Linked DNA regions of Homo sapiens: region 2 is linked to region 1. A link is an interaction called in ENCODE POLR2A ChIA-PET data of the cell type or tissue named here. Cell type or tissue: MCF 10A. All regions are shown on one strand. Links, peaks and the distances in the headings refer to the core of each region. The heading gives the core; the rest is flanking DNA. Region 1 overlaps SPTBN5 (spectrin beta, non-erythrocytic 5). Region 2 overlaps MAPKBP1 (mitogen-activated protein kinase binding protein 1).

Region 1 (5,365 bases), core at 109-5,108:
AGATGGCAGGAGACTGCTCCAGCCTGGAAAGGCAGGGCTGCAGTCCAGACTGTCGCTCTCTTCCCACAGCCCCAAGGTGCTAGCCCAGCTGCAGGCAGTTCGGGAGGCCCACGCAGAGCTGCTGCGGAGGGCGGAGGCCAGGGGGCACGGCCTGCAGGAGCAGCTGCAGCTACACCAGCTGGAGCGAGAGACCCTGCTCCTCGACGCCTGGCTGACCACCAAGGCGGCCACCGCCGAGTCCCAGGACTACGGGCAGGACCTGGAGGGTGTCAAGGTGAGTTACTCCTGAGCAAACCTCACGGGGAGTGGGCAGAGGCTGAGGAAGGCCTGCCCTGGGATGAAAGGGTTGCTGGGGAGTCAGCAGAAAGGAGCCTGGAGAGGGTGTCCTAGGGAGGATCCCGATGGTTCCAGAACCTGGGCTGAGGGATTTCAGAGCCATCAGAGTCTGCTGAGCTCTTCATGAGCTTTGAGAGCTCATGATACCATCTCAAGTGACCCTGCTGGGCCTCATACCTTTGCAGGTGCTGGAAGAGAAGTTTGATGCTTTCAGAAAGGAAGTGCAGAGCCTGGGCCAGGCCAAGGTGTATGCCCTGAGGAAGTTGGCAGGCACCCTGGAGCGGGGTGCACCCAGGCGCTATCCCCACATCCAAGCCCAGAGGAGCCGCATTGAGGCTGCTTGGGAGAGGTTGGACCAAGCAATAAAAGCCCGCACAGAGGTAGGTGATCACAGGCCGGGCCAAGCTAAGGGGTGTCAGAGTCTTCAAAAAATCCCTCTAAGCCCTCCTTACCACAGGCTTTGGTTCCAACAAGACACACACCCTGCTGGCCTCAAGTGAATGTGCCTTTTCCCTCACCTGCTCAGCTTTCTTCCAGGAATTGGCTGCAGCCCAGGACATTCCATCTCTGTAGGTCCTGGGCTGGGGCTGCCTCCTGAGCTGACCCGGTCCCCCAGCCCCATGAGAGGCACTGCAGGTGGTACTGCCAGGGTCAGCCAGATCCCCGAGAACCGGCCTGCTCCCTCACGTGGACCCAACACCTCGCGTCTGCCTTTCCCTGAGATGCACGAGGCCCTCTCCTCTCCCCACCCTCCCCACCCCCTGGCCTGCCGCAGACCCATATCATCACGTTCACTGAGGGCTGCAGCATGGAGGATGGTTTCTGTACCTGGGGACACATCAAGCCCCATGATCCTCCTTGTTCAAAAGGAGGTGGCCCAGAAGGCCATGTCTCCAGGGAGAAAGGAATCCTGGGAGCAGAGAACAGCCCTGAGCAGGTCCTTTCTCCTCTCCCAGAACTTGGCTGCAGCCCATGAGGTCCACAGCTTTCAGCAGGCAGCAGCTGAGCTCCAGGGAAGGATGCAGGAGAAGACGGCCCTGATGAAGGGGGAGGACGGAGGCCACAGCCTGTCATCTGTGCGGACCCTGCAGCAACAGCACAGGCGCCTGGAGGTGAGGCCCACGCCCTGCAGCCTGCCTGTCTGAGCCCCTGCCCGAAGGCGGTGGCTGAGGGGACCTATCTCAGCCCTCCCACCCCAGCCTGCTTCAGCCTCTTCTCCAGAAACCCAGATCCTTCCCCGAGGGGCCCTAGGACTTGGCCCAGCTTGTGCAGCAGAGTGGAGGTGGTTCCTCAGAGAGGCCTGGTGCTCCTGAATGCAGAGCACGCATCGGCTCAGTGGGGGGACTGAGGCCTGATCTCATGCTCTGGTTGCAGAGAGAGCTGGAAGCTATGGAGAAGGAGGTGGCACGGCTACAGACGGAGGCCTGCCGACTGGGCCAGCTACATCCTGCAGCTCCGGGGGGCCTGGCCAAGGTGCAGGAGGCCTGGGCCACCCTGCAGGCGAAGGCCCAGGAGCGAGGCCAGTGGCTGGCGCAGGCTGCACAGGGCCATGCCTTCCTCGGGCGCTGCCAGGAACTGCTGTAGGTGTCCTACCTCAGCTGCCGGCTCAGCTCTACCCTGTGGGGTGGGGGTATCCTGGCTCTTGGGGGAGCTGGACCCTCCCTCCCCTGCTCCCCAGCCAGCCCTGACAACAGCTCCCTTCCCTGCCCCACAGAGCATGGGCACAGGAGAGGCAGGAGCTGGCGTCCTCCGAGGAGCTGGCTGAGGACGTGGCGGGGGCTGAGCAGCTCCTTGGGCAGCATGAAGAGCTGGGGCAAGAAATCAGGGAGTGCCGCCTTCAAGCCCAGGACCTGCGGCAGGAAGGACAGCAGCTGGTGGACAACAGCCACTTCATGTCTGCGGAGGTGTGAACTCAGAGGGTGGGCCTGGGGTTGGGCTGGGGATACAGCCTGATTGCCCAGGGCCTCAGGGCCCCTCACAGGCATGGAAACCAGCAGGAAAGGAAGGCTGGGCGCAGGCAGGGAGAGAGGCTGGGAAGGGGCAGGTGCGGGTCTCACAGCCTTCCCTCTGCACTTCCATTAACACTTGGCTCTCCAGCCCTGCCCTGCCCATGGTGGGAGCCCTACCCAAGCTGTCACCCATAGCAGCCCCTCCCCACCAGGTGACAGAGTGCCTGCAGGAGCTGGAAGGGCGGCTGCAGGAGCTGGAGGAGGCTTGGGCCCTGCGCTGGCAACGCTGTGCCGAGAGCTGGGGCCTGCAGAAGCTTCGGCAGAGGCTGGAGCAGGCTGAGGCCTGGCTGGCCTGCTGGGAGGGACTCCTGCTGAAGCCCGACTATGGGGTGAGTGGGGGTCCTGCCCCTTAGCTGGCTACCAGGCTCTGGGCCCCCCCCCCCAAGCTGGGCGTCACCTGAACATGCTTCTCCCCAGCACTCAGTGTCAGATGTGGAGTTGCTGCTGCACAGACACCAGGACTTAGAAAAGCTGCTGGCAGCCCAGGAAGAGAAGTTTGCCCAAATGCAAAAGACAGAGGTGACGACTGCCTCGGCTAGGGGCTGAGGGCTGGTGGGGGAACAGTCCCTCTCAGCCTGCAAGTCAGTGTCTCCCAGGGCACTGAGCCCTCACCCGGCCCTGCCTTACCTGCTCCTTTCCCTGGCCAGCTGCGGTGGTGGGAGAGGCACCATTGTGGACTGGGTGTGAGCCTCCAGAGCCAAAGCTGAAAGAGCTAGTGATGGGGAGGCAGGCCCCCTCTGACCGGGAGGGCTGGGGGAGGGGAGGTAGACGGGAACCTGAGGTGTGGCTGGTCTCCCTGACCTGGCTCACCTTGCCCACCTTGCCCACTCCCCAAGATGGAACAGGAGCTCCTGCTGCAGCCACAGGAGCTGAAGCCCGGGAGAGCTGGCAGCTCGCTGACATCCTTTCAGTGGAGGCCCTCTGGACACCAGGGGCTAGGAGCACAGCTGGCTGAGACGAGGGACCCCCAGGCAGGTGTCCCTATGGGGCTGCAGGCACCCCCGCCGTGGTCTCCCTGAAGCATGCAGTGGGGCTGGGGCTGTGGGGGTGAGGGCCCACACCCTGGAGCCAGTGCTGGGAGCCCGGGCACAGGAGCTGAAGGTCATTAGGAATAAAGATGGCTGTCTACAGCCATACCACCCTGAACATGCCCGATCTCATCTGATCTTAGAAGCTAAGCAGGGTCAGGCCTGGTTAGTACTTGGATGGGAGGAATAAAGAGAGCTGGGGGCAGTGGGTGCCTTGCCCACCTTCCTGAGGGTGCTGGTCCTGACATTTCTGGGCCCCATCTTGCATTTTCAGGATGCAAAGGGTACCCCCACCATGGAGGGGTCTTTGGAGTTCAAGCAGCACCTGCTGCCTGGCGGGAGGCAGGTGAGTGCCTGGAGATTCCTTCTCCAGGCAGCTCCCCACTTGCAGCAGCACTTGAGTGGCTCGAAGAGCCATCTGGGCCTGGCACCCTTGCACTGTGAACTTGGGCAGATGCCACCCCCCACCATGCTGTCCAGGCAGTTTGGCTCCTTGGGACCCTTCCCAGCTCCTGCCACCGCCCCCACCTACCCACCCCCACCAGGAGGTGCTGGGATTCCTCCTCCCCACCTGCTCTTCCCCTTCTGCTTGGTTTCCCGTCAGAGCCCCTCTGTGGCTTCCCTTTCCCCATTGGGACTTTGGTCCAATCCACCGCTTTTCCTGGGAAGCTCCACACACATGGTGAGGCGTGGACAGGCCCTAGCTCTGGCTTCCTGCGTGTGGCTCATGCGACCTTCCCGCCTCCTCTCCACAGCCTAGCTCGAGCTCCTGGGACAGCTGCCGCGGGAACTTGCAGGGCAGCTCTCTGAGCCTGTTCCTGGATGAGAGGATGGCAGCGGAGGTACCAGGCGGGGTAGGGGAGATGCAGACATCAGGGTGCTGGGAAGCAAGGCAGAGGGGCCCCAGGACAGAGGGACCCCACAGGGAAAAGCTGAGATGGCCGCAGTGACCCCTGCCTCTCATCTCTCCTCAGAAAGTAGCTTCCATAGCCCTCCTTGACCTCACGGGAGCCCGGTGTGAGAGGCTGCGGGGCCGCCACGGCAGGAAACACACATTCTCCTTAAGGTGAGCGGAGAGACATGGACTCCGGCATCACCCCCAGCAGCCACCTGGCTCAGCGGGGGCTGGAGGCGTGGGGGTCCCCAAAGGGACAGTGGAGTTTGACCTGTGACTGTGGGTGCCAGGCTGACCAGTGGGGCAGAGATCCTGTTTGCAGCACCGTCCGAAGAGCAGGCTGAGAGCTGGTGGCGAGCCCTGGGCAGCACTGCAGGTGGGCTTCAGGGGAAGGATGCGGGGAGGGCGGCCGACTCCCTGGGCCCCAAGCTCCTGGGCCCCTAGTGTTTTATGCATCCTAGGGAGGTTTCACAGTTAGCATCTCTAACCTCCAAGAAGTGGGACTTACTGTTTTTCCTCAAAGAATTTAGGTCCTGGAGAGGTTACGCAACTTGCCCAAGATCACACAGCTAATTAGCAGAGATGGGGCCAGTTTTGAACCCCCAGCTGTGTCCTGGTCCTGTTCTGCCCCTTTTGGAGTCTGCCACTCAGACTGCCCCAAGCCCTTCCTGCCAGAATCCTCATGGACTGTGTTCCTCCAAGGGCTTTCCAGGCTCTGTTCTGTCTGATCTGGGTGCTTCTCTAACCTTCTAGTCCTCAGACAACTTTGAATGTCACCACCCTTGAGTTGTTTTGCAGACAGTAAGCAAGCCAGGTTCTACTTGGAGGAATATATAGAGACAACCCTTTGGACTTTCTTCCGTGGTCAGCGTGCTCTGCTGAGGCTCCGTGTGGACCGTGTGTTCAGGGAATGTGTCTGGGATCCTAGCTCTGTCGCTGGTTCCCCTGGACTCTCCTCCCAAGAGTCTGTCTTCCCAGGAGCCCAAAGGGATCTTGAGTTGTTCGACATTCCAGAATTTCCCACCTCCTAAGAAAGGCTCAGCCTTTCTTAACTCACCTGTGAGGAGTTTCCTAAGAGGCAGGACGCATGGGGGAAA
Region 2 (5,365 bases), core at 78-5,077, 51 kb after region 1:
AGAACACAGCAAAACTCAAACACCCAGAAAAGAAGCCATTTGCACAGACAACTTCAAGTTCTAAGAAATCAAAAGGTCAGGGAACAGATTAGGGGCACTGCCCAGGGATGGCCTAAGCCAAGCATACACGCTTAGGAAACCTACTAGAGGTTCCATCAGGAAAGCCTGTACACCATCTGGAAGGATCATGACTCCCAGGCACATGCACTGGGCTGAGACCTGCTCATAAACATGCATAAGCACATGCCCTTAAAGGCCAGGCCTGGAGTCCAGGGGTGTGTGAGGAAGAAAGCGGGCAGGACTCCACACTCTCCAGGGCAGGGACACAGGTCTCAGCATGCACCAAGCAGCACCCCAAGGCCTTTTTTGCCTGTGCTACATCCAGCCCCAGCCCCACCTCCAACAAGAGGGAACCTGGCTTTCCCAGGCAGAGGCAAGAACAAGTGGAATTCCCCTGAGGCAGGCTGCACAAACTTATCCAGTAGAGAGGTCTTTCCATCAGCTTGCTTCTCTAGGGGAAAATGGAGCCTAGCCCAGCCTTTGCCAGGCAGAGCCCGTGTGGCTCCCACAGCACCCTTACTGCAGCCATTAAACACCAGAGGACCACTTGGGAGAGACACTGACCCCAAACCCAGGGGCAGAAGTCTCCCTTGCACAGACTGAGCTGCCCATAAATGGGGCTCTTCTCATTCAAAGGGCAGGTAGGCAGCTTAGAGGAAAAGCAATTTGTTAAAAATAAGCAGAAAGTGGCCGGGCACAGTGGCTCACACCTGTAATCCCAGCACTTTGGGAGGCCAATGTGGGCAGATCACCTAAGGTCGGGAGTTTGAGACCAGCCTGACCAACATGGAGAAACCCCATCTCTACTAAAAATACAAAATTAGCTGGGCATGATGGCGCATGCCTGTAATCCCAGCTACTCTGGAGGCTGAGGCAGGAGAATTGCTTGAACCCAGGAGGCGGAGGTTGCGGTGAGCTGAGATCGTGCCATTGCACTCCAGCCTGGGCAAGAAGAATGAAACTCTGTCTCAAAAAAAAACAGTGTGGTCTCCCCCTACTCTGTGCCATTTTAACAATCAGAGCTCTACAGTCATACTACTTGGGTTAGAACCCCATTACACACACTAGCTATGTTACCTCAAGCAAACTCCTTAACCCTTTTGGTTTTTTTAAGAGGCAGGGTTTCACTGTGTCACCCAAGCTGGAGTGCAATGGCACGATCATAGTTCACTGCAGCCTTCACCTCCTGGGCTCAAGCAATCCTCCTGCCTCAGCCTCCCCAGTTGCTAGGACTACAGGCACATGCCACCATACCCAGCTAATTTTTTTTATTTTTACTTTTTGGTAGAGACAGGGTTCTCACTATGTTGCCCAGGCTGGTTTCAAATTCTTGGTCTCAAGCAATCCTCCCACCTTGGCTTCCCAAAGCCACTGCACCCTGCCTGCTTAACCTTTTTTTTTTTTTTTTTTTTTTGAGATGGAGTCTTGCTCAGCCGCTCAGGCTGGAGTGCAGTGGCACGATCTCGGCTCACTGCAACCACCGTCTCCCAGGTTCAAGCGATTCTCCCAGCTCAGCCTCCCGAGTAACTGGGACTACCAGCACCCGCCATCACGCCAGGCTAATTTTTGTATTTTGCTAGAGACAAGATTTCACCATGTTGGCCAGGCTGGTCTTGAACTCCTGACCTCAGGTGATCCGCCCACCTTGCCCTCCCAAAGTGCTAGGATTATAGGCGTGAGCCACTGCACTTGGCCTGCTTGACCTCTTTGGATCTCAATTTCCTCCTCTAAAATATGAGGGTGATAATAGTTGCTCAGAGTATTAAATAATTCATATAAAGTGCTTAAAAAGTACCTGGCATAGAATAAGTACAGTCATACGTCACATAATAACATTTTGGTCAACAGCGAAGGGCATGTATGACAGTAGTCCCGTAAGATTATAATGGAGCTAAAATATTCCTGTCACTTAGTGACATCTTGATGATCCTGACCCTATGTAGTTCTATGCGCTAGGCTAATGTGTGTGTTTGTGTCTTTGTTTTTAACAAAAAAGTTTAAAAAGTTAAAAACAACATTTAAAGCTTATAGAAGATAAAAAGAAAATACTTTTGGGTCAGGCACAGTAGCTCATGCCTGTAATGCCAGCACTTTGGGAGGCCAAGGAGGGCTGATCACTTGAGGTCATTAGTTCAAGACCAGCCTGGCCAACATGGCGAAACCCCATCTCTACTAAAAATACAAAAATTAGCCAGGCGTGGTGGCAGGAGCCTGTAATCCCAACTACTCAGGAGGCTGAGGCAGGAGAATCACTTGAACCCAGGAGGCAGAGGTTGCAGTGAGCTAAGATCGTGCCACTGCATTCCAGCCTGGGTGACAGAGGGAGACTCCATCTCGGAAAAAAGATAAAAGAAAGATATTTTTGTATAGCTGTACTGTGTTTGTGTTTTAAGCTAAGTGTTACTACAAGAGTCAAGAAGTTAAAAAAAAAAGTTTATAAAATGTAAGAAAGTTACAGTAAGTTAGGTTAATCTATTATTGAATGTATGTTTTTAAAATAAATTTAGTATGGCCAAGTGTACAGTGTTTGTAAAGTGTACAGTAATGTTTCTGGCACTCACACTCACTCACCACTCACTCACTGACTCACCCAGAACAACTTCCAGTCCTGGAAACTCCATTCATGGTAAGTGCCTTATACAGGTGTGCCTTTTTAAAATATATTTTATATGATATTTTAACCATACTTTTTCTATGTTTAAATATACAAATACCATTGTCTTAGGATTATGTACAGTATTCAGTACAGTAACCTGCTGTGCAGGTTTGTAGCCCAGGCGCAACCGGCTACACCATGTAGCCTAGGTATGTAGTAGGCTATACCATCTAGGGTTTGTGTAAGTATACTCTGTAATGTTCACTCAACAACGAAACTGCCAAATGACACATTTCTCAGAACATATCCCCATCATTAAGTGACACATGACTGTACTTGATTGATAAAGGTAGCTTTTTTTGGTGGTGGCTTGTTTTTTTTTAAGACAGAGTCTCTCTTTGTCGCCCAGGCTGGAGTGCAGTGGCGAAATCTGCACTCACTGCAACCTCCACCTCCTGGGTTCAAGTGATTCTCATGCTTCAGCCTCCCAAGCAGCTGGGACTACCAGCACCCGCCATCACACCCAGCAAATTTTTTTATGTTTTTAGTAGAGACAGGGTTTCAACATGTTGGCCAGGCTGGTCTCCAACTCCTGACCTCAAGTGATCCGCCCACCTTGGCCTCCCAAGGTACTGGGATTATAGGCGTGAGCCACCGGGCCCAGCCTGATAAAGGAAGCTTTTTTGATGAGGTGATAAAACTAAGCAAATCATGTATCTAGTATAAAAACTATAAAAGTTGCTATGAAAATTACATTGGGGAATGAACTAGGCATTAACAAGTTAATGGTAGAGTAAGAAAGGTACAGCAGTAGCGCTACTCATTTTCACATTCCTGTGCCTATCAGCATGGAACAGAGTGAGCCAGAAGCAGGAGGGGTTCCAAGCTTTCTCCAGAAGCCTGAAGAAACTATGGTTGGAGGTTTCCCACTTGTAGGAGCAGAGGAGTGAAAAGGCAGCAAGAGAAAGAATAGTAGCCCCACTCCCCTACTTCTCTTCTATGGCACTGATCTCTCTCAAAGTGACTAGAACAGGCGAATATTCATAATAGCTAAGAAGTAGAAACAACCCAAATGTCCATCAACTGAAGAATAGATAAAATGTGCTACATCCATCCAGTGGAATATTATTCAGCCACAAAAAGGAATAAGGTAGCGATACATGCTGTGACATAGATTAACCCTGAAAACATTATGCTGGCCAGGCGTGGTGGCTCACGCCTGTAATCCCAGCACTTTGGGAAGCTGAAGCGGGAGGACTGCTTGAGCCCAGGAGTTCGAAACTAGCCTAGGCAATAGAGTTAGACCCTGTCTCTACAAAAAAATGGAAAAATTAGCTGGGCATGGTGGCACACACCCATAGCTCCAGCTATTCAGGAGGCTAAGGCAGGAGGCTGAGGCTGCAGTCAGCCATGATCATACCACTGCACTCCAGGCTGGGCAACAAAAAGAAGCCAGTTACAAAAGGCCAAATACAGTGTTACCTGATTCCGTTTATATGAAATATCCAGAATAGGCAAATTAATGGAGACAGTGGTTGCCTAGGGATGAAGGTCTGGTAAGGTGGGGGTGGGAATGAAAAGTGACTGATAGGAATGGGGCCAGGCACAGTGGCTCACGCCTGTAATCCCAGCACTTTGGGTGGCTGAGGCAGGTGGATGGCTTGAGCTCAGGAGTTCAACACCAGCCTGGGCAATGTGGTGAAACCCCATCTCTACAAAAAATTAGCCAGGCATGGGGCAGTGCGCCTGTAGTCCCAGCTACTCGGGAGACTGAGGTGGGAGGATTGCTTGAGTGTCGGAGGCGGAGGTGCAGTGAGCCAACATCGAGCCACTGCACTCCAGCCTAGGCAACAGAGCCAGAACCTGTCTCAAAAAAAAAAGGGAACAAGGTCATGAAAATGTCCTAAATTTGATTGTGGTGATGGGTGCACAACTCTGTGAATATACTAAAAAACTACTGAATTGGGTATTTTAAATAGTGAGTTATATGGTATGTGAATTACATCTCAATAAAGCTGTTTTTTAAATGACTGGAAGGTAGTTACTGAAGATGGTGCTGGGAACTGTGTGTAACATAAAGTGTAAATCTGTGTGTGGGAGGTGGGGTAGATAACTGAAAAGCAGCACAGGATGGCAACAATGACAGCACCCGACAAAGAACCTTTACCTGGTCCTGCGTCTCTTTACAAAAATGACAACAAAACATTAACCTGTATCTATCTTCCAGAAGATACCAGAAAATCCCTGCCCATCCCAACTGCTCTAGCGTGGCTATAAATTCCCATGCATCAAGATCTCTTCCAAGGCGCTTACTTACCCTGCTGGGTAAGCAACTAAACCTGATCGGGGGTCACAGGCAAGTCCTCTGCCTCCAGACACTGTAATTCCCAGCACCTTCTCCAAGGTCACCTGTTAGAGGAAGAGAGAAGTGACATGTTACAGACAGAGTGTGTTTGGGAAGAAGGTGCTGAAGGTACTTGGGACCATCCTGAGGCACTGGCTACTTTCCAGACACCCATGTTTTCAGGAGAATGGAGCTATGACTTCTGCAGCTTCTTCTGTTCTGCCCACCGGGCTTCTTGATCACACGGGAAAAACCCAGCGTGCATCACCTATTTTCGGCAGGGCTCAGTCTGCTGGTACCACAGGAAAGAACACCAACTCGTTAAAGCATAACTCATGGCCACAGAGGAACAAGCATTCCCCAAA

What was found. Peaks named below come from ENCODE experiments on the same cell type or tissue, not always from the same donor. Only the 100,000 strongest peaks of a DNase experiment are listed, where the experiment ranks them.
Region 2: POLR2A ChIA-PET joins it to region 1 with 5 read pairs; 6 of 35 experiments call an interaction of 5 or more read pairs at or near these places.

Annotation. Positions count from the first base shown.
Region 1 is chr15:41,850,133-41,855,497 of GRCh38, reverse strand. SPTBN5 (spectrin beta, non-erythrocytic 5) reads left to right here. Exons shown (of 68, transcript NM_016642.4): 55 at 70-274; 56 at 522-716; 57 at 1,293-1,448; 58 at 1,711-1,916; 59 at 2,051-2,240; 60 at 2,498-2,674; 61 at 2,763-2,864; 62 at 3,182-3,316; 63 at 3,648-3,719; 64 at 4,129-4,215; 65 at 4,348-4,439; 66 at 4,559-4,644. It also overlaps the pseudogene RNA5SP393. Among named protein-coding and RNA genes, the nearest start is that of MIR4310, 14 kb to the left of the region's middle. RefSeq lists enhancers at 1-106, 107-623, 1,605-2,215, 2,216-2,825. In MCF 10A, for the core only: no CTCF peak of the experiment used is centred there; no DNase peak of the experiment used is centred there.
Region 2 is chr15:41,799,523-41,804,887 of GRCh38, reverse strand. MAPKBP1 (mitogen-activated protein kinase binding protein 1) reads right to left here. Exons shown (of 31, transcript NM_014994.3): 3 at 4,974-5,065. Among named protein-coding and RNA genes, the nearest start is that of JMJD7, 26 kb to the left of the region's middle. In MCF 10A, for the core only: no CTCF peak of the experiment used is centred there; DNase peaks (open chromatin) are centred at 347 and 2,647.